Linked DNA regions of Homo sapiens: region 1 is linked to region 2. Evidence: read pairs that join two places in POLR2A ChIA-PET (ENCODE). Cell type or tissue: PC-3. All regions are shown on one strand. Links, peaks and the distances in the headings refer to the core of each region. The heading gives the core; the rest is flanking DNA.

What was found. Peaks named below come from ENCODE experiments on the same cell type or tissue, not always from the same donor. Only the 100,000 strongest peaks of a DNase experiment are listed, where the experiment ranks them.
Region 1: POLR2A ChIA-PET joins it to region 2 with 9 read pairs; 2 of 35 experiments call an interaction of 5 or more read pairs at or near these places.

The regions. Positions count from the first base shown.
Region 1 is chr13:90,841,433-90,851,697 of GRCh38, reverse strand. No RefSeq gene overlaps it. Among named protein-coding and RNA genes, the nearest start is that of LINC00410, 80 kb to the left of the region's middle. RefSeq lists enhancers at 1,945-2,694, 2,695-3,445, 6,674-7,243. In PC-3, for the core only: no CTCF peak of the experiment used is centred there; no DNase peak of the experiment used is centred there; H3K4me3 peaks cover 3,914 bases; H3K27ac peaks cover 1,909 bases.
Region 2 is chr13:90,590,307-90,600,571 of GRCh38, reverse strand. No RefSeq gene overlaps it. Among named protein-coding and RNA genes, the nearest start is that of LINC01049, 100 kb to the right of the region's middle. In PC-3, for the core only: a CTCF peak has its summit at 8,806; a DNase peak (open chromatin) is centred at 5,691.

The sequences.
Region 1 (10,265 bases), core at 1,053-9,052, 250 kb before region 2:
TGCCTCCACAGCTGTTGTCGGTATTGATGGCCAGGCTTCTAAACCTCTTAAAACTCCCCAACTCTGGGGCCAACTTAGACAATACTCTTTTAAGCACTCCTTTTTAGTTATCCCCACCTGCCCAGTTCCCTTATTAGGCTGAGACACTTTAACTAAATTGTCTGCTTCCCTGACTATTCCTGGACTACAGCTGCATCTCATTGCTGCCCTTCTTCCCAATCCAAAGCCTCCTTTGCATCCTCCTCTTGTATCCCCCAAACTTAACCCGCAAGTATAAAATACCTCTACTCCCTCCTTGGTGACTGATCATGCACCCCTTATCATCTCATTAAAACCTAATCACCCTTACGCCACTCAACCCCAATATCCCATCCCGCAGCACGCTTTAAAAAGATTAAAGCCTGTTATCACTCGCCTGCTACAGCACGGCCTTTTAAAGCCTATAAACTCTCCTTACAATTCCCCCATTTTACCTGTCCTAAAACCAGACAAGCCTTACAAGTTAGTTGAGGATCTGCGCCTTATTAACCAAATTGTTTTGCCTATCCACCCAGTGGTGCCAAACCCATATATTCTCCTATCCTCAATACCTGCCTCTATAACCCATTATTCTGTTCTGGATCTCAAACATGCTTTCTTTACTATTCCTTTGCACCCTTAATCCCAGCCTCTCTTCACTTTCACTTAGACTGACCCTGACACCCATCAAGCTCAGCAAAATACCTAGGCTGTACTGCTGCAAAGCTTCACAGACAGCCCCCATTACTTCAATCAAGCCCAAATTTCTTCCTCATCTGTTACCTATCTCGGCATAATTCTCATAAAAACACACGTGCTCTCCCTGCTGATCGTGTCCGACTAATCTCTCAAACCCCAGCACCTTCTACAAAACAACAACTCCTTTCCTTCCTAGGCATGGTTAGTGCGGTCAGAATTCTTACACAAGAGCCAGGACCACACCCTGTAGCCTTTCTGTCCAAACAACTTGACCTACTGTTTTAGCCTAGCCCTCATGTCTGCGTGCAGTGGCTGCCGCTGCATTAATACTTTTAGAGGCCCTCAAAATCACAAACTATGCTCAACTCACTCTCTACAGTTCTCATAACTTCCAAAATCTATTTTCTTCCTCATACCTGATGCATATACTTTCTGCTCCCCGGCTCCTTCAGCTGTACTCACTCTTTGTTGAGTCTCCCTCAATTCCATTGTTCCTGGCCCAGACTTCAATCCAGCCTCCCACATTATTCCTGATACCACACCTGACACCCAGGACTGTATCTCTCCGATCCACCTGACATTCACCCCATTTCCCCAAATTTCCTTCTTTCGTGTTCCTCACTCTGATCACACTTGATTTATTGATGGCGGTTCCACCAGGCCTAATCGCCACACACCAGCAAAGGCAGGTTATGCTATAGTACAAGCCACTAGCCCACCTCTTAGAACCTCTCATTTCCTTTCCATCGTGGAAATCTATCCTCAAGGAAATAACTTCTCAGTGTTCCATCTGCTATTCTACTACTACTCAAGGATTATTCAGGCCCCCTCCCTTCCCTACACATCAAGCTCGAGGATTTGCCCCCACCCAGGACTGGCAAATTAGCTTTACTCAACATGTCCTGAGTCAGATAACTAAAATACCTCTTAGTCTAGGTAGATAATTTCACTGGATAGGTAGAGGCCTTTCCCACAGGGTCTGAGAAGGCCACCTCAGTCATTTCTTCCTTTCTGTCAGACATAATTCCTCAGTTTAGCCTTCCCACCTCAACACACTCTTATAACAGACCAGCCTTTATTAGTCAAATCAGCCAAGCAGTTTTTCAGGCTGTTAGTATTCAGTGAAACCTTTATATCCCTTACGGTCCTCCATCTTCAAGAAAAGTAGAATGGACTAAAGATCTTTTAAAAACACACCTCACCAAGCTCAGCCACCAACTTAAAAAGGACTGGACAATACTTTAACCACTTTCCCTTCTCAGAATTCAGGCCTGTCCTCGGAATGCTACAGGGTACTGCCCATTTGAGCTCCTGTATAGACGCTCCTTTTTATTAGGCCCCAGTCTCATTCCAGACACCAGACCAACTTAGACTGTGCCCCAAAAAACTTGTCATCCCTATTATCTTCTGTCTAGTCATACTCCTATTCACCGTTCTCAACTACTCATACATGCCCTGCTCTTGTTTACACTGCCGGTTTACAGTTTCTCCAAGCCATCACAGCTGATATCTCCTCGTGCTATCCCCAAACTGCCACTCTTAACTCTTGAAGTAAATACATAATCTTTGCTGGCAGGACTATGCTGAATCTCCTTAGGCACTATCTAATCAGATATCCTGAGTTGTCCCAATTCTTAGAACTTTTATACCTGTTTTTCTCCTTCTGTTATTCCATTTAGTTTCTCAATTCATCCAAAACCATATCCAGGCCATAACCAATAATTCTACACAACAAATGTTTCTTCTAACAACCCCACAATATCACCCCTTACCACAAGACCTCCCTTCAGCTTAATCTCTCCCACTCTAGGTTCCCACGCTGCCCCTAATCCCGCTTGAAGCAGCCCTGAGAAACATCACCCATTCTCTCTCCATATCACCCCCCAAAAATTTTCACTGCCCCAACACTTCAACACTATTTTGTTTTATTTTTCTTATTAATATAAGAAGGCAGGAATGTCAGGCCTCTGAGCCCAAGCCAAGCCATTGCATCCCCTGTGACTTGCACATATAAGCCCAGATGGCCTGAAGTAACTGAAGAATCACAAAAGAAGTGAATATGCCCTGCCCCACCTTAACTGATGACATTCCACCACAAAAGAAGTGTAAATGGCCGGTCCTTGCCTTAAGTGATGACATTACCTTGTGAAAGTCCTTTTCCTGGCTCATCCTGGCTCAAAAAACACCCCCACTGAGCACCTTGGGACCCCCACTCCTGCCCGCCAAAGAACAAACCCCCTTTGACTGTAATTTTCCTTTACCTACCCAAATCCTATAAAACAGCCCCACCCCTATCTCCCTTCGCTGACTCTCTTTTTGGACTCAGCCTGCCTGCACCCAGGTGAAATAAACAGCCATGTTGCTCACACAAAGCCTGTTTGGTGGTCTCTTCACATGCACGAGCATGAAAGTCTCTTTAAAAGATGATTTGAAAAAGTGAAAACAATTTTAGAAAAGTACAGAGATTTACAGAAGTGCATACTCATGACCTAGGATTAACTATATTTATATTTGTCATTTTTGCAATAGTTTAGAAATAAAATAGAATCCCTTTTTTTCCTATCTTAAAGTTCATTTCCCTACCTTCCCACTCTGAGTGAACCAATGTGATGAATTTGATGAGTGTTCCATTAGACCATGTTTGTACTGAAATTCTGTTTCTATAAGTAATGTGTTTCATTATGTTTTTACAAAGTTATATAAATGCTGTCAGTCAATACAGAGCAACTTATTCTTGCAACTTAATTTTTTATTCCACGCTGTGTTTTTAGCTCTTCTCTGTACATTTCTATACCTCTGATTCAAGTGTATGAACATTTCACAAATATTTATCCATTCTCCCACTGATGAACAATTGATTAATCCCAAATTTTGTTATGCTTTAACATGCGTACATCTCCAGATACACCCATGGAAAAATCTCTCTCTTCATTTACCCTAGATTGGAGGCACACCAAGGTTTAAGACCCAGTGCCCTGATGTGATAAGCACACCTCATTTGAACTAATGTTTCATGTTTATTTTCTTGTTTTCTGCACTGAATCTTTTGTAAGTTCACATTTCTAAAGGGCACAATGAAACAAATATTTTGAGTTTTAGTACTTTGGTTTAATGGGATCTTGAAAGATCTCTGGGCAGTAAAGAAGTAAGCACTTAAAGTCATCTGTCATTTGGCCAATGGAATTCATTTTTAAAAACACGCATTTAATCATCAAATTCTTTAGTGTAAAGCATTTCAGTTAAATTGACATTCTATGACTACCAAATAGGAAACAAATTCTTAGTAAGCCTGAAAGAACCTTCAATGGTCTCAACACCTATTTTCCTCCTTAATCTCTTGATTTGTGCCCCTGACTATGTTTTATCTACACTAAAACCCTTGCAGTTCCCAATCTGCTCGTTGTAGTTTAAAACTTTCACGCTTCGTTAATGTCACTGCCTCTGTCATCTTTGAAAAGACGATAGTTTTGTGCCTGCTGAACATATATGAAATGCATGCAAAAAGAGTTTGTTGAAACTCTTTGTTACGACTTGCTCTTCCCGCTTCACATTCTACCTGGCCTCTAATTTAATATTAATTGTTTTGGAAATCAGAGTCAACAAAAAGACCCACAAGACTTAATGGGGTCCCATCAGTCATCATAATTTGATTTGAAAGGCTGAAAGCGGGCAGCACTGTCATTCATAGCCAAACAGTCCTATTGAGAGGTCTTGGACTATCAGGCCAGCTGTCAGACCACTCCATGCACTGGGTGTGCTCTGTTGGTCAGGGACTGGGAGGGAAACTACCTCTCCTTCCCTTAACCAAGCATGAATTATGTTTGTTAGCAAACCTCTCTGGGAATATATGTCAAGCCACATTCCTCCTGGGGCAGCTGCAACTTCAGGGCTTCACAATAAACAGTTCTGAAAACCAGATATTATCTGCAATTTAGCATACAGCATGGAATTATGATACATAATTCACTATGCTTCAGAGAATAGGGCTGCAAGAAGATAAAATCAGGGTTTTAATTCCCAGCTATCTCTCTCAAATTTTAAGAGAGATGTTATGGACTGTGCTCTCCCCACAACCCGGCCCATAAGTCGCATGTTGAAGTTCTTACCTCTAGTACCTTGGACTGTGACTATATTTGGAAACAGGGCCTTTAAAGAGACAGTTAAGTGAAAAGGAGGCCTTTAGTATGGGCCTAGTGTAATCTGACCAGCCCTTATCAGATTAATAAAGTTAAATACACAGAAAGATACCAGAGATGCATTAGCGCAAAGGAAAGACCATGTGAGCACACGAAGAGAAGGCAGCCATAGGCAAGCCAAAGACAGTGGCCTTAGAAGAAATCAACCCTGCCAGTACCTTGATCTTGGACTTCCAGCTTCCAAAATTGTAAGAAAAGAAACTCCTGATGTTTAAGTCATCCCATCTGTGATATTTTGTTATGGAAGCCTGTGTTAGGTCGCTTTTGCATTGCTGTAAAGAAATACCTGGGAGTGCATAATTTATGAAGAAAAGAGGTTTAATTGGCTCACGTTCTGCAGGCTTTACAGGAAGCATGGTGCTAGCATCTGCTCAGCTTCTGACGAAGCCTCAGAGAGCTTTCATTCATGGCAGAAGGCAAAGGGGGAACAGGCACATCACATGTGGAAAGCAGAAGAAGGGGAGAGAGTGAAGGGAAAGGTGCCACACACTCTTAAATTACCACATCTCATGAGAACTCACTATAAGGAAGACAGCACCAAGCCATGAGGGATCCGCCTCCATGATCCAAACACTTCCCACTAAGCTCCATCTCCAGCACGGGAGATTACAATTCAACATGAGATTTGGGCAGGGACAAATACCCAAACTACATCACAGCCCTAGCAAGCTAATACAAGGTAACTGGGATGTCATCCTGCACTTTTGAAAACTTATTGCACTTATTCTTTTAGAAGTCTGTTTCGAAAAAAAAAAAAAATTCTGTTTCATTCATTAGACAGTGAAACTCATTGACACTTTCCTGACTATTCATTATAAAATTGCATCTATCTTTCCAATGTTCCCTACCACTTATCATCCTCTTGCAAACTACATGTTTTTCATGTATTTGTTTATTATCTGGGACCCTTACTGTCCTTTCCCCTGCTCTATATTCCATCACTTCACTAGAATTTAAACTGCTGGAGAGCAGACATTTGCATTTGTTTTGTGCATTGCCCAGTGGCCAGTACCTAGAACACTACTCAGCTTAGAAAGGCTGTAAATAACTATTTACATGACAGCAAGAACAGTTTAAGAATTAGGTAATCTGCAGATTTCTATGCAGAGCAAATGCATGGTGTGACATAGGTATATAATTTGTAGATATTTAACAAATGTTTCTTGAGCAAACACCAGCAGATTTCAAATATTTTCTTCAGAAAACTTAATAATTGCAGAATTTTCATTCTTTCCAAATTCTGTTTTTACTTTAAAAAACTTTACATGCTTCATTTTAAATTTAACAAGCCATATATATATGTGTGTGTGTGTGCAATGCTCTGGACATAGTGCTTAAAGTTTTACTAAATTTGACACATTTAACTCATATCAATTCTTTTTTGGATTTTTAAAAGAAAATTGTAAAAGGTAGAGTTGGTGGGAGAATCTGGGGAAGAAAGGATCCTAGTTCGAGCTCTGGCCTGCTAAGAAAGAATTCTAGTATGAATGTGAAGATCAATAGAGCTTTGAAACTCAGATTAGAGCAGACCATAGGAGAAGCAGGGGTCATTGTCGCTGACTGGATTTAGTACACAGGGAATGTGTAACCCAGGGTTATGTTTTAAAAACCATTCAATCAGTGGCATTACTAATGGTAATTTTCATGCACGTCCGTGTGAAGAGACCACCAAACAGGCTTTGTGTGAGCAACATGGCTGTTTATTTCACCTGGGTGCAGGCGGGCTGAGTCCAAAAAGAGAGTCAGTGAAGGGAGATAGGGGTGAGGCCATTTTATAGGATTTGGGAAGGTAATGGAAAACTACAGTCAAAGGGGGTTGTTCTCTGGTGGGCAGGGGCGGGGGTCACAAGGTGCTCAGTGTGGGAGCTTCTGAGCCAGGAGAAGGAAATTCACAGGGTTAATCACTCAGTTAAGGTGGGGCAGGAACAAATCACAATGGTGGAATGTCATCAGTTAAGGCGGGGCAGGGCCTTTTCATTTCTTTTGTGATTCTTCAGTTACTTCAGGCCATCTGGGCATATATACGTGCAAGTCACAGGGGATGCAATGGCTTGGCTTGGGCTCAGAGGCCTGACATTCCTGCCTTCTTATATTAATAAGAAAAATAAAACAAAATAGTGTTGAAGTGGTGGGGCGCCGAAAATTTCTGGGGGATGGTATGGAGAGAGAATGGACGATGTTTCTCAGGGCTGCTTCAAGCGGGATTAGGGGCAGCGTGGGAACCTAGAGTGGGAGAGATTAAGCTGAAGGAAGATTTTGTGGTAAGGGGCGATATTGTGGGGTTGTTAGAAGAAACATTTGTCATTTAGAATTATTGGTGATGGCCTGGATATGGTTTTGTATGAATTGAAAAACTAAATGGAATAAGAGAAGGAGAAAAACAGGTATAAAAGGTCTAAGAATTGGGAGGACCTAGAACATCTGATTAGAGAGTGCCTAAGGAGATTCAGCATAGTCCTGCCAGCAAAGATTATGTATTTACTTCAAGAGTTAAGAGTGGCAGTTTGGGGATAGCACCAGGAGATATCAGCTGTGATGGCTTGGAGAAACAGTGTAAACCGGCAGTGTAAACAAGAGCAGGGCATGTATGAGTAGTTGAGAATGGAGAATAGGAGTATGAATAGACAGAAAATAGTAGGGATGACAAGTTTTTTTGGGGGGCATAGTCTAAGTTGGTCTGGTGTCTGGAATGAGACTGGGGCCTAATAAAAAGGAGCTCAAATAGGCTGTACCCTGTAGCATTCTGAGGACAGGTCTGACTTCTGAGAAGGGAAAGTGGTAAAAGTATTGTCCAGTCCTTTTTAAGTTGGTGGCTGAGCTTGGTGAGGTGTGTTTTTGAAAGACCTTTAGTCCATTCTACTTTTCCTGAAGATGGAGGACCATAAGGGATATAAAGGCTTCACTGAATACTAACAGCCTGAAAAACTGCTTGGCTGATTTGACTAATAAAGGCTGGTCTGTTATCAGACTGTATAGAGGTGGGAAGGCTAAACTGAGGAATTATGTCTGACAGAAGGGAAGAAATGACTGAGGTGGCCTTCTCAGACCCTGTAGGAAAGGCCTTTACTTATTCAATGAAAGTGTCTATTTAGACTAAGAGGTATTTTAGTTTCCTGACTCGGGGCATGTTGAGTAAAGCTAATTTGCCAGTCCTGGGTGGGGGCAAATCCTCGAGCTTGATGTGTAGGGAAGGGAGGGGGCCAGAATAATCCATGAGGAGTAGTAGAATAGCAGATGGAACACTGAGAAGTTATTTCCTTGAGGATAGATTTCTACGATGGAAAGGAAACGAAAGGTTCTAAGAGGTGGGCTAGTGGCTCGTACTATAGCATAACCTGCCTTTGCTGTTGTGTGGCGATTAGGCCTGGTGGAAATGCCATCAATAAATCAAGCGTGATCAGGGTGAGGAACAGGAAAGAAGGAAATATGGGGAAATGGGGTGAATATCAGGTGGATCAGAGAGATACAGTCATGGGTGTCAGGTGTGGTATCAGGAATAATGTGGGAGGCTGGATTGAAGTCCAGGCCAGGAACAATGGTAATTGTGGGACTTAACAAAGAGTGAGTACAGCAGAAAGTATATGCGTCAGGTATGAGGAAGAAAATAGATTTTGGAAGTTATGAGAACTGTACAGAGTGAGTTGAGCATAGTTTGTGATTTTGAGGGCTTCTAAAAGTATTAAAGCAGTGGCAGCCACTGCACGCAGACGTGAGGGCTAGGCTAAAACAGTAAGGTCAAGTTGTTTGGAAAGAAAGGCTACAGGGTGTGGTCCTGGCTCTTGTGTAAGAATTCTGACCACACTAACTATGCCTAGGAAGGAAAGGAGTTGTTTTGTAAGGGATTGAGGTTTGGGAGATTAATCAGACACGATCAGCAGGGAGAGCACGTGTGTTTTTATGAGAATTATGCTGAGATAGGTAACAGATGAGGATGAAATTTGGGCTTGACTGAAGTAATGGGGGCTGTCTGTGAAGCTTTGCAGCAGTACAGCCCAGGTAATTTGCTGAGCCTAATGGGTGTCAGGGTCAGTCCAAGTGAAAGCGAAGAGAGGCTGGGATGAGGGGTGCAAAGGAATAGTAAAGAAACCATGTTTGAGATCTAGAACAGAATAACAGGTTGTGGAGGGAGGTATTGAGGATAGGAGAGTATATGGGTTTGGCACCACTGGGTGGATAGGCAAAACAATTTGGTTGATAAGGCATAGATCCTGAACTAACTTATAAGGCTTGTCTGGTTTTAGGACAGGTAAAATGGGGGAATTGTAAGGAGAGTTTATAGGCTTTAAAAGGCCATGCTGTAGCAGGTGAGTGATAACAGGCTTTAATCCTTTTAAAGCGTGCTGTTAGATGGGATCTTGACATTGAGTGGGGTAAGGGTGATTAGGTTTTAATGAGATGGTAAGGGGTGCATGATCGGTCACCAAGGAGGGAGTAGAGGTATCTTATACTTGTGGGTTAAGGTGGGGAGATACAAAGGGAGGATGCAAAGGAGGCTTTGGATTGGGAAGAAGGCAGCAATGAGATGCAGCTGTAGTCCAGGAATAGTCAGGGAAGCAGATAATTTGGTTAAAATATCTTGGCCTAATAAGGGAACTGGGCAGGTGGGGATAACTAAAAAAGAGTGCTTAAAAGAGTATTGTCTAAGTTGGCACCAGAGTTGGGGAGTTTTAAGAGGTTTAGAAGCCTGGCCGTCAATACCCACAACAGTTATGGAGGCAAGGGAAACAGGCCCTTGAAAATAAGGTAATGTGGAGTGGGTAGCCTCCATATTGATTAAGAAGAGAACGGACTTACCCTCCACTGTGAGAGTTACCTAAGCTCAGCGTCCGTGATGGTCTATGGGGCTTCCAAGGCGATCGGGCAGCATCAGTCTTCAGCCATTCAGTGGAGAAGATCTGGGAAGGAGTCAGTCAGAGAGCCTTGGGCCAGAGTTCCAGGGGCTTTGGGAGTGGCTGCCAGGTGAGTTGAACAATCCGATTTTCAACGGGGTCCCACACAGATGGGACGTGGCTTAGGAGGAATCCCGGGCTGTGGGCATTCCTTGGCCCAGTGGCCAGATTTCCGGCATGTGTAGCAAGCTCCTGGGGGAGGAGGTTCTGGAGGAATGCCTGGCTGCTGCGGTTCAGGCGTTTGGAAGTTCTTGTGTGCTGGAGATGTGGCTGGGGTTTGTCTCTCAGTGGAGGCAAGGAATTGCAACTTTTTTTTTATTATTGTACACCTTGAAGGTGAGGTTAATTAAGTCCTGTTGTGGGGTTTGAGGGCCAGATTCCAATTTTTGGAGTTTAATGTGGGGAGCAGATTGGGTAATAAAATGTATATTGAGAATAAGATGGCCTTTCGACCTCTTATGGT
Region 2 (10,265 bases), core at 876-8,875:
GCAATGAATTTGAGGGATTATATATTTTCTTCTTTTTATCTTTTCCATAAAATTCATTTTCAAATTCTCAATTATTGATTCATAGCTCTCTGACTGCTATCCAACTTAGATACTGATTTATATTCCTCAATAAACCTCTTAGCAACTCACATGAAAATATTTAGTTTAGAAGTTCATTTAATGCATTTAAGCTTGGAGTCAAGGACCACTGCTAAAAGAACATAATGCCTATTTAACTGGAGTTTATATCTGGATTTTAAACAACAAACCATAAAACCTAATTATTTAAAAATTACTGCTTGAGCAAAAAAAATCATATATATCAATTTATTGGTGATATTTTTGTCATGGCATGATTAATATTATTTCAGTAAGTACTAGGATTTATTGACTATTTCAGTGGGAAATGGAAACCATAAAGGTACAAAGGACTACAGCATTGCTTTACTATTAATAAGGATTCTGCTTCTAGAAAGTGTAAGAGAATTCATAGTTGGAGCATGAAGATGCGCTACCTCATTCCAATGGACTCTGTATGAATATGGGCCTTATTATCTAGAATTTGAGGATATCAAAACAGATCATGACCCCAGCCAGCAATATGTCCCCTCAAGAACGCTCTCTTCATTTCTCACATCACAACCTGGGGTCCCTTCGTTTGGTTCTCTAGTATTTTTAACTTCCCTATTCTACCTGAAATTAATGCCTCTTCTCATTCTCACCACCTCTTGCATCTTGACAATCCTTGCAGTTGCAATTTGGGAGATACAGCTAAAACCTGTTCTTTTTCCCATTGGTCTTGACCTTGGCATACACCTATACCTGGGAGGTTAAGATTTCCCAAAGGGTACACGTGCATGGCTGTTTAGATCCTCAACTTCCACACAAACTCCTTCCCATAAGTTCCTTCTTTGATGTCGTTCTTCTCAATTCCCCGTCTCTAGCACTGCAAAAGAAGTTTATGCCTCTTGGGCATCCTGAGTCTTCTTATCTTGCATTGTCATTGATATTAAAAACCCTGAGCCACCTAAACAAGGGACAATTCCAAATCTTTTTAATTGTAGGAAGACCCACTTTCCATCTTTTGAGAGAGAAAGAGAGTTCTAGACTGAATGAGAATGAGAACTAGAATAGAGATTGTGGTCATAGGAATCTATATTAATACAAATATTTAGATGAAAAAATAAATTCGGCCTTTTTATAACAAAAAGCAAATCTCATTTGGCTGATTGCTTAGACAATGAAGACTGGGTTTGCCAATTCATTTATATGAAAGATGATTTTGATATTCATTGAACTAAACCTGTAGCTCTAAAATTTTCCAGAAAATATATTTAAGCATATGATAAAATGTATATTTTAATTAAAAGTATATAATTGAAAAGTGTGTATTGAGATTGAAAATAATTTAATTTTCCCAAATTATCTAAGTATTTCAGTTTATAAAGGAGTTTCTCTAAATGGGAAATTAACAGGTACAGTATACTTCCAAGAAACTAAAATATGATTGACTCTAATTACATATAAAAGAATCTTTTTGCATTTTTTCTTCAACAAAATTGAAAAGATCAGTAAATTATCAGGTAATAAATCTATAAATATTAACTGTAACATTCAACCAGTGTATGATTCCTAGCCTGTAATTCTAATGGAATTCAAATCATTGAGTGAAATGTTATAACAAAACACTTTCCATTCTCATTTACATAAATGATTTTTTCCCAATTATAGCACCTGAAAAATACATAACTATAAAATTTATTATGTACTTGGTTGGCATACTAGCAATAAGTATTATGTTTCCTCTCTCATTAAGAAAAGTATTTTAAATAATTATCCATTAGTGAAATTTATAGTATTCTGTATTGGCTTTATTAATACTCTTATTAACAATTGAAATGAAAACTCAATCTGAATAGTTTATTTTAAAATTTGGAAACTTCTAATCATAGAAATAAAAAGTGAATTTCAAGTGCATGTGGAGTATGTATGAAGAATTGTTCATTTCAGGGTGTACGATATGGAGATTAATAAAAGATGATGGGCTTACTTTCTGCTGGGGAACTGGAGTGGTAGTACAAGTTTTAAAACAAAAGGAGACATCATAAAATTGACACCTATTAGAGAAGTGCTTGCTTATGTATTTGTAAGTGAATGATTATTATTATCAAATATTATGGTGTTAGATTACATTTATACATGTAAATGCTTAATGTAATTCTAAATTTAACTACATGTAACATATTGGGAATTATATCCTTGCAAGTATTTAAACTCATGGTTCAAATTTTTAGATGTCAGTCTAAATTGTACAACAGTATGCAGAAGTTTTCTAAAGTATGTAATCACTACCAAGCCAAATTGTTTGGAAAACATTGTGGTATACACACCTTTTTATATTTACTGTTACTTGTTACAATTCAAGGCAAGTTGATTAGTCATTTAGTCTAAATTTCTTTAATTACACTACAAAAATTTAAATGTACAGTAGATAATTATTTCCTGGCGTTCCACTCTATATGGAAATGTAGGCTTTGTGTGCCGTTTGTTGGATAAAATTGAATTATGATGCTGGATTCTGTCCCATGGCATTCTCTACACTCTTCAGAAAAGTTTAATGTTAAAATAAAGGCAAAAAAGCAGCAATTATTTGTTCTAAATGCAGAGTTGTGTCTGTACCTTTGTACTTTACTAGAAGAGATTAGCTTGACAAAGAGACAATTTCTATGATTATTATATTTTAAATATGCCCTCCTTACCTCAGTTACTAAATGCAAAGAAGATGCTGTTAATAAAACAGTAGATATGGCCCTTAATATTCATAATTATTGCTTTTTATGTAAATTTTGAGCTAATTTAAGAGCCATATTAGGATAACTTATCTTAATGGAACTACTTAATAAGTACATCCTAATTTCCTATTGGCCAGGTTTATAATTAACATTTATGCTTTAAATTCTGTGTGATAATTTCTACTTTGATTTTATTCCATGTTATGAATAGCATAAATAGGATAATGTTTTAGTTTATATTGAATTTTTTAAATTACATTTTAATTAAAAAAATTTAAAAGTAAGAGTAGGTCACTTTTTTTGCCAATAATTATTCTCAACATACTAAATGGAACATTTATTTTTTGGAGGCTATTTTATTTTGTGATTATACGATCAGTTAATGTTATTCAATGAAAAACAAACAAAATGTCTAAGAGGTAGTATAGGCTACTTTAGATCTCTCCTGTTTCAAAGGAAACGAAATATGAGTTCAGCCTTTTCAGTTAAATTACACAATGGTTTTATCTTATTCTCAGAGCTTCTAGAAAATATATTGGTCTATAATTATAAATAATAACTTCCAGATGCATACCTGGGTGCTTTTTGCCATTCAGTCCAAACAACATTCCAGGAGTTTGATTCTTTCATCTCAAATTTAAGTACATTGTACAATGTTACACCACAATCAAGAGGCAGATCCAAAATGTAAACAAATGCCCAAATGCTCCAAAGAATAGCGATACATACTCATCAGTTTCCAGTACGATCAACAGATTATATTTCAAAAGTCAGATCTTCAGGTCATTTATTCATAAATTTCACATTTTGAAGATGGATGATGTTTTTAGACTCCTGACACATTTCAACAAAATGTAACGGATTTAGATATTCAGTTTCCTACAACAGACATTTTTCTCTTGCATGATATTCTAAAGGGCATTTAAAAATAATACGATGACTGCAATATATAAATTTTTAATAAAGTTGGTAATAGTTGCCTTATCACTCAACTTCTATTGCTTGGCAATTAGAAATAGCTTTGAAGATTATTTTTTTCTTCAGATCAGAGAACAAAGCAAAGGGGGGACATTGGCATTTCCCACCCCATCATACCCAATAATGACCATTGTTGCAGTTTATGTATAGGAGTGGACTCAAATCAATTCAAGTCAATATAATTTATTTAATGAATAGACTATAATAGAATAGAGATTTTTTGAAATTCAGAATGTCTCTCTCCAGGCCAAATAATATTTTTTTTATATACTCACAATGTGATAAAAAATTTAATCACCAGAAGAAAAAGCCAGCAAAAAGCTTCACTTTCTCTTTATTTTCCTTCAGGGCACTGATAAGCAGAATTCAACTATCACCTGTACTATGACATTCAATCCGGTGTCTACTAGCAATGTCTTTTTCAAAGAGTTAGGGTTGACACTTAGTGACTGACAGTAGATCACAAATTGTTATTGTAGGCTATTGAGGTTAACATGTCAGAAAGTGTGAGAGTTTTCTAATTCTGTTTAATTATGTTATCCACGGCAGAATTTGGGCCTAAGTTAAAATCCAATTACAACTTTCTTTGTGTTTTGGAGTAAACAAAAACCTGTTTTCCTTTTTTTTTTTTTTTTAACAGAATGCCAGGGAGCAAGGTTCCTTTATGAAAGAATAATTATCTGTAGGTTTAATATGGAGGATTAATAGATATTATTAATTTTTCTCTAATGTAGGCTAACAGAAAATAAACTGAAGGTCTTGACCAAACCTACTTAATAAAACAGTAGTAGATAATCTTTTCAAAAGAATAATATCACAGTGAATTTCATGAATGATTTCATTTTCCCATCTCACAAATCTACCAAACCATCTGTTGAAGGTTTGGGGAGGTTTTATTTATTTATTTATTTATTTATTTATTTATTTATTTTTAATTAATTGCTTAGCTGTGTTTATTATGAAGCAGAGATTGTAAAGAATCTCAAGTACTATTTTGGAATTAGCTAGTGAAAGTGGAGCAAAAAAAAAAACTGCTGATGACACAGAGATGAGACAGAAAAAATAAAATAATTTCAGACATAAAATCCTTGAGGAAGTCAGAGGAGGCAAAATCCAGTAGCGCAGAAAATGGGTTGGTTGGCCTATAGGTAGGGCTAGGAGGTAGAGGATTTAAGGCTAAGGGTGATATTTGAACATGGCCTCGTAAATTTGTGTCACTCATCAGATCATATTGTAAATCAATAAGAAAATGATATTATAATTATACAATGTTTGATTTTTCAGTAAAGGCACATATGTTTTAATATATTAGCCTGAAAGATTTTCTGATTAGTACTCTTCACTATATTGCAAAGTAAAATCAGAGACAAAAATACATCTTTATTACTGTTAATATAAAGTATTTCCCACTAGGTGAATATTCACTTTGAAAGCTAAATTTCTTAATTGTAAAGTCTATATTGTAGGATTTTTACATATTATTTTAAAATTATTGAGTTAAGAGTTTTCATTAAAATATATATTATTTTACATATTTGAAAGTTATTAAGTATATTCAGAGACCACAAAGATAAAGCCCTTTACATATTCCTCAAATATGTTACTCTGAAAATTGCCATTTCTTTTTGTGCCTTTGTTGTGCATTTGTAAATGTATTTCTTCTATTTCAGGTTTAATGTCTTTTAACAGTACTACTATGCATTTCTTTTTGTAGTTTCTTTTCTTTTGTGAATTTTCTTGGCAATCGATTAACCTAGTAGTAACAGTCTAGTTGTATCTAAAAAATGACCATCAAGACATGTATTGGCAGAGCTGTTACCACTCTGAGCTTTCAAGCTTTCAGTCATTCTAATCAAGTTCTGCTCATGTTGATTCACTGTATCATTGCATCATTGCAGAGACAAATTACAATTGACTGCTGAATTCTAAACCTAAACAATGCTGGTGCAATGAGTCATGCCTATAATCCCAGCACTTTGGTAATTCAAGGAAGATGATCACTTGAGGCCAAGAGTTTGACACCAGTTAAGGCTTTGTATTCATAATATGACCCTCATCTCCACAAATTTTTTAAAGAAAAGATATTAATAGCTGGACATTGTAGCTCCTACCTGTTAGCCCTAACTACTCAGGATATTGAGGCGGGAGGGTACCTTGAGCCCAGGAGTTCAAGGCTGCAGTGAGCTGTGATCACACCACTGCATTCTAGCCTGGGCAACAGAGCAAGACTGCCTCTAAAAACAACATCAAAAAATGAACAAACAAACAAACAAAAGCAAAGCTAATTGTGATACAGAACTTTCCATCAGAATGATTTTGTAACATTTCTTAGGGAAGAATAAGCAGAGACTTGATGACTTCATTCATAAAATCTGAAATCTCCAAGAACTTTTACCATCATAATTTTGTGTTCAAGTTAATACTAGAACATGAGTAGCTCAACCCAACTTCCTCAGCAGAAACACCTAGAATGTTTTCCTAGGAGAGAGATTTGGTAAGTGTCTAGTAATACTCAAGTAGCTATAAAGCACAGCTATAAACAACAATGCTATAAAAACAGCTATACATAAAATAATTTAAACGCAGAACTGCCTGCTCGCTTATGCTTGGAACTGAGGAGTTTCAGTGATAAAATTGGACGGTTCTGAGCAGACTGAGATTGGCGGTCAGCGGGTGAGATAATTGGTGGTTAGTGCTTTAAAGGCTAGAGGTAACGATTATAATAATTAAATATTCGAATTTTGTTGGTGCAATAAATAAATTTAAAATGTGGAAAAGTTATTGCTTTCTTTTGTACTACTAGAGGCAACACCTGATATAGTTTTAGAATTTTGGTTAATAAAACAAAATCTATATCTAATTGAAGAGAGTTGGTTCTTGCCAACTGGGGCAGTCACCCAACAGAACTTAAGTAAAATCCCCTACTCAGCTCTGAAGCCAGTTCTCCAGAGTATAGTGAATAGTGACAATGTGCATTCTAATGCCTTACAGGGAACACCACAAAGAAATGGTCATAGAATATTGCCATGCCCTTTCTTCCATTCCCAAGTGTTGATTTTTGTCACTCAATACTAAAATAAAGAAGTCAAGTTGGGTTTATTATGATAACATGTTTGAATTTTTAAATACAATAAATAATTATATAAGCACTGAAATAAATTGAATTTGCAAATATTTTCTATTCTTACTTGTTTAAACGAAACTGAGAAATAACTGGAACACTGAAGTATTTTACATCTTCGTATTTGTAGAACATGAATATAAAACAGAAATTAAAATTTATATTATTTTTGATATCCATGATATTCCATGATGTTTCAACTTTAAAATGTTTTTCTATTTCTTGTGCATTGAAAGATTTTTGCAGTTATCACAAGGAGTTATTGAATAAATGAGGTTTCAGACTGAACATACCCAGTGTAGTTTGGTTTCTCGATTCACTGGTTATTGATAAACTATTAAATTTTAACAGTCATATCTAAAGATTTTTAAATGTTTATCACAGAGAGAAACTTAATTAAACACATTAGGGCATTTGAAACTTTATTTGCCATACTAAATTTTCCTTTCCAGTATTCGAATGCTGAATTTAGACAATAGCAGTTTCTTGAATACTGACATAATTTTTATCAATTTAGTAAATTAAATATCTTTTAGATATTTCAACACTAAATATAACTTACTAAGATTTCAGCTAAAAATTATTAAACTAACTACAACTAGTTGTTGAACTAAAATATTTTGCAACTATTTATTAAGCTAAAATATATTTTCAAATTAATGTTATAATACTACCATTTGAAAAAGCTAAAACATTTTATGTACTACAAGCACATAAATTGGTAAATATGCAAAACCTCCTTAACACAAAAATATTAATAATATGAGCTTGGTTCTCAGAAACATTTGTCTACTTAGTCCTAAATCTGAGATTAAAAAAAAAAAAAAAAATGCTTATCCAGGCTAAGTGTGGTGGCTCACGCCTGTAATCCCAGCACTTTAGGAGGCTGAGGCTGGTGGATCACTTGAGGTCAGGAGTTTGAGACCAACCTGACCAACATGGTGAAAGCCCACCTCTACTAAAAACACAAAAATTAGCTGGGTGTCGTGGCACATGCCCGTGGTTCCAGCTACTCAGGAGGCTAAGGCAGGAGAATCACTTGAACCCAGAGGCAGAGGTTGCAGTGAACCAAGATCATGCCACTGCACTCCAGCCTGGTTGACAGAGTGAGACTCCATCTCAAAAAACAAAACAAAACAAAACAAAAACCTTATCTACTAAGAAAAAAAAAATTACTATCTTCGTTTAATTGAGATTACTTGAGATTACTTACTATCAGAGATTTAGCCTACATGTGGTAACTGTGAAGCAGCATCATTGTCTGGGGTGACACTCGAGGTTCTTGTTCTCATGGCAAAGGAAATCAAGGACTCAGACATGACAAGGGTAAGGTTTAGAGCATAAATTTAATAGGCGAAAGAAAGAGAACAGCTTTTCGCTACAGAATGGGGTCCCAGAAAAAGGGTTGCCATTTTTACAGTGGAATGCAAAGGCTTTTAAAAGAAACTGATGAGGGCAGGGCATCTCATTTGCATAAAGCATGAATTCTGGTGGCTCCACCCTGTCCTCCTAATGTGCATGCAGGGCCCTTAGCTTGAGTTTCTCCATATTGCTTTGCTCATGGAATTTTCCATTGCGGGCATGTCTGGGCAAGTCACTTGTGTAGTTTTTCTTATCTGTGCAGTTGTGGGCACATCTTAGGCAAGCCCCCTCCCCCCAACCCCACCCCACGTGCAAATTCCCTTATCTGTTTCTACAAGCTGTTCTTTTGTTTGAAAGAATTCAACCAAAGACCCACTCTAACTGCCTGCCTGACTGGGTTTTTTCCATTTGTCTCTCTCAACTGCATGGGACATGTTAAACTTTTTCAGTAGTTTACTTCAGAACGTATATGATCACTTAGCATATGCTGTTGGATTTCAGTTGAAAACAATACATGATTCATATTTCTACTTATAGAGTTATGCAGCTCCCTCTATGGTTGATAAACTGAGTTACATAAACATCTTTCCCCTAACTCTAAAGACTTTAGAACTTAATAGGGTCCTCTGCTGTACAAATTTTAGTTAAAGACTTTTAGACTTGATGAATTCTTGCATCCTTTTATATTTTTTAGGTGTGTAGAACACTGATCAATAATTGAAATGATAATTAATTTTCAGATATTTCACATGGTTTTCTTTAACTTCATATTACAATGTATGTTATTATTTAACTGATCTCCTTCCTTGAGTCAGTGAAAGTCTCCTAATATTTTTGTCATGTTAGCTAATTTTCATATACATTCTTGATAAAAGTGTTGATAATATTGTATATCTAAGAAGGCTCAAAAGATTTTTTTATATTAATCTTCTTATAAAACCATCTTATGTTAATTTGCCATTTGGTTCACTATTATGGCCTTTTCATAGATTCAATGTATTTTAAGTAATTACAGTCATCATTCTCCTTTTGATGCTCAAGTATTCACAACTTCTTTTGTGTGTCCTCTATGTGCTTAGCATGACCATATTACTATTTCAAAGCTTCATTTCTTTCTGACTCAGCCAAGTGTTCCAGATTCTGCTTGTACATTCCTGCTCCTGACATGGGATCAACTAACCCTCCCAAAGATTCCTAGTTACTTTCAACGGAAAAATACTAATAGACAAGAAGACAAAATACAAATAGACCAATAGACATCTGGTATAGGCTGAATTGATCTTAGTCCATTTCAATCAATAGATCTAGAGAAGACTGTACAGATCAACAGATAAAGAATTTTGATGAAATATTTACAGTTCAATTTTTACATTAAAATGCTTGAATCTTTTTTTCATTCAATATATTTTTATCTTCTCTGTTATGCTAGATAATTTGCCTCCTTTTTTTTTTTTTTTTTTTTTTGAGACAGAGTCTCGCTCTGTTGCCCAGGCTGGAGTGCGATGGCACAATATCAGCTCACTGCAAACTCCGCCTCCCGGGTTCAAGCAATTCTCCTGCCTCAGCCTCCTGAGTAGCTAGGATTGCAGCCATGCACCACCATCCCAGGCTAATTTTTGCATTTCTAGTAGAGATGCGTTTTCGCCATGTTGGTCAAGCTGGTCTCAAACTCCTGACCTCATGATCCACCTGCCTCGGCCTCCCAAAGTGCTGGGATGACAGGAGTGAGCCACCATGCCTGGCCTAATGGATAATTTGCTTCCTAATGAAAATGGCATACCTACTTATTTGCTCCATGTGAGAAACAAATAGAAGAAAATAATACAATATTAATGTAAGCGATAAAACTACTGCATAAAGCTTAAGATTTTCTGGATTTCTCCTCATTGTTTAAATCTGACGATGAATGCATAGTAAATTTTTCTTTAATAGATGTCTCATCAACTGTTACTTGTGTGACTATATACTTGCTTATCTGATGGGTCATTTAGTCAATCGTTTTCATTTTCTTT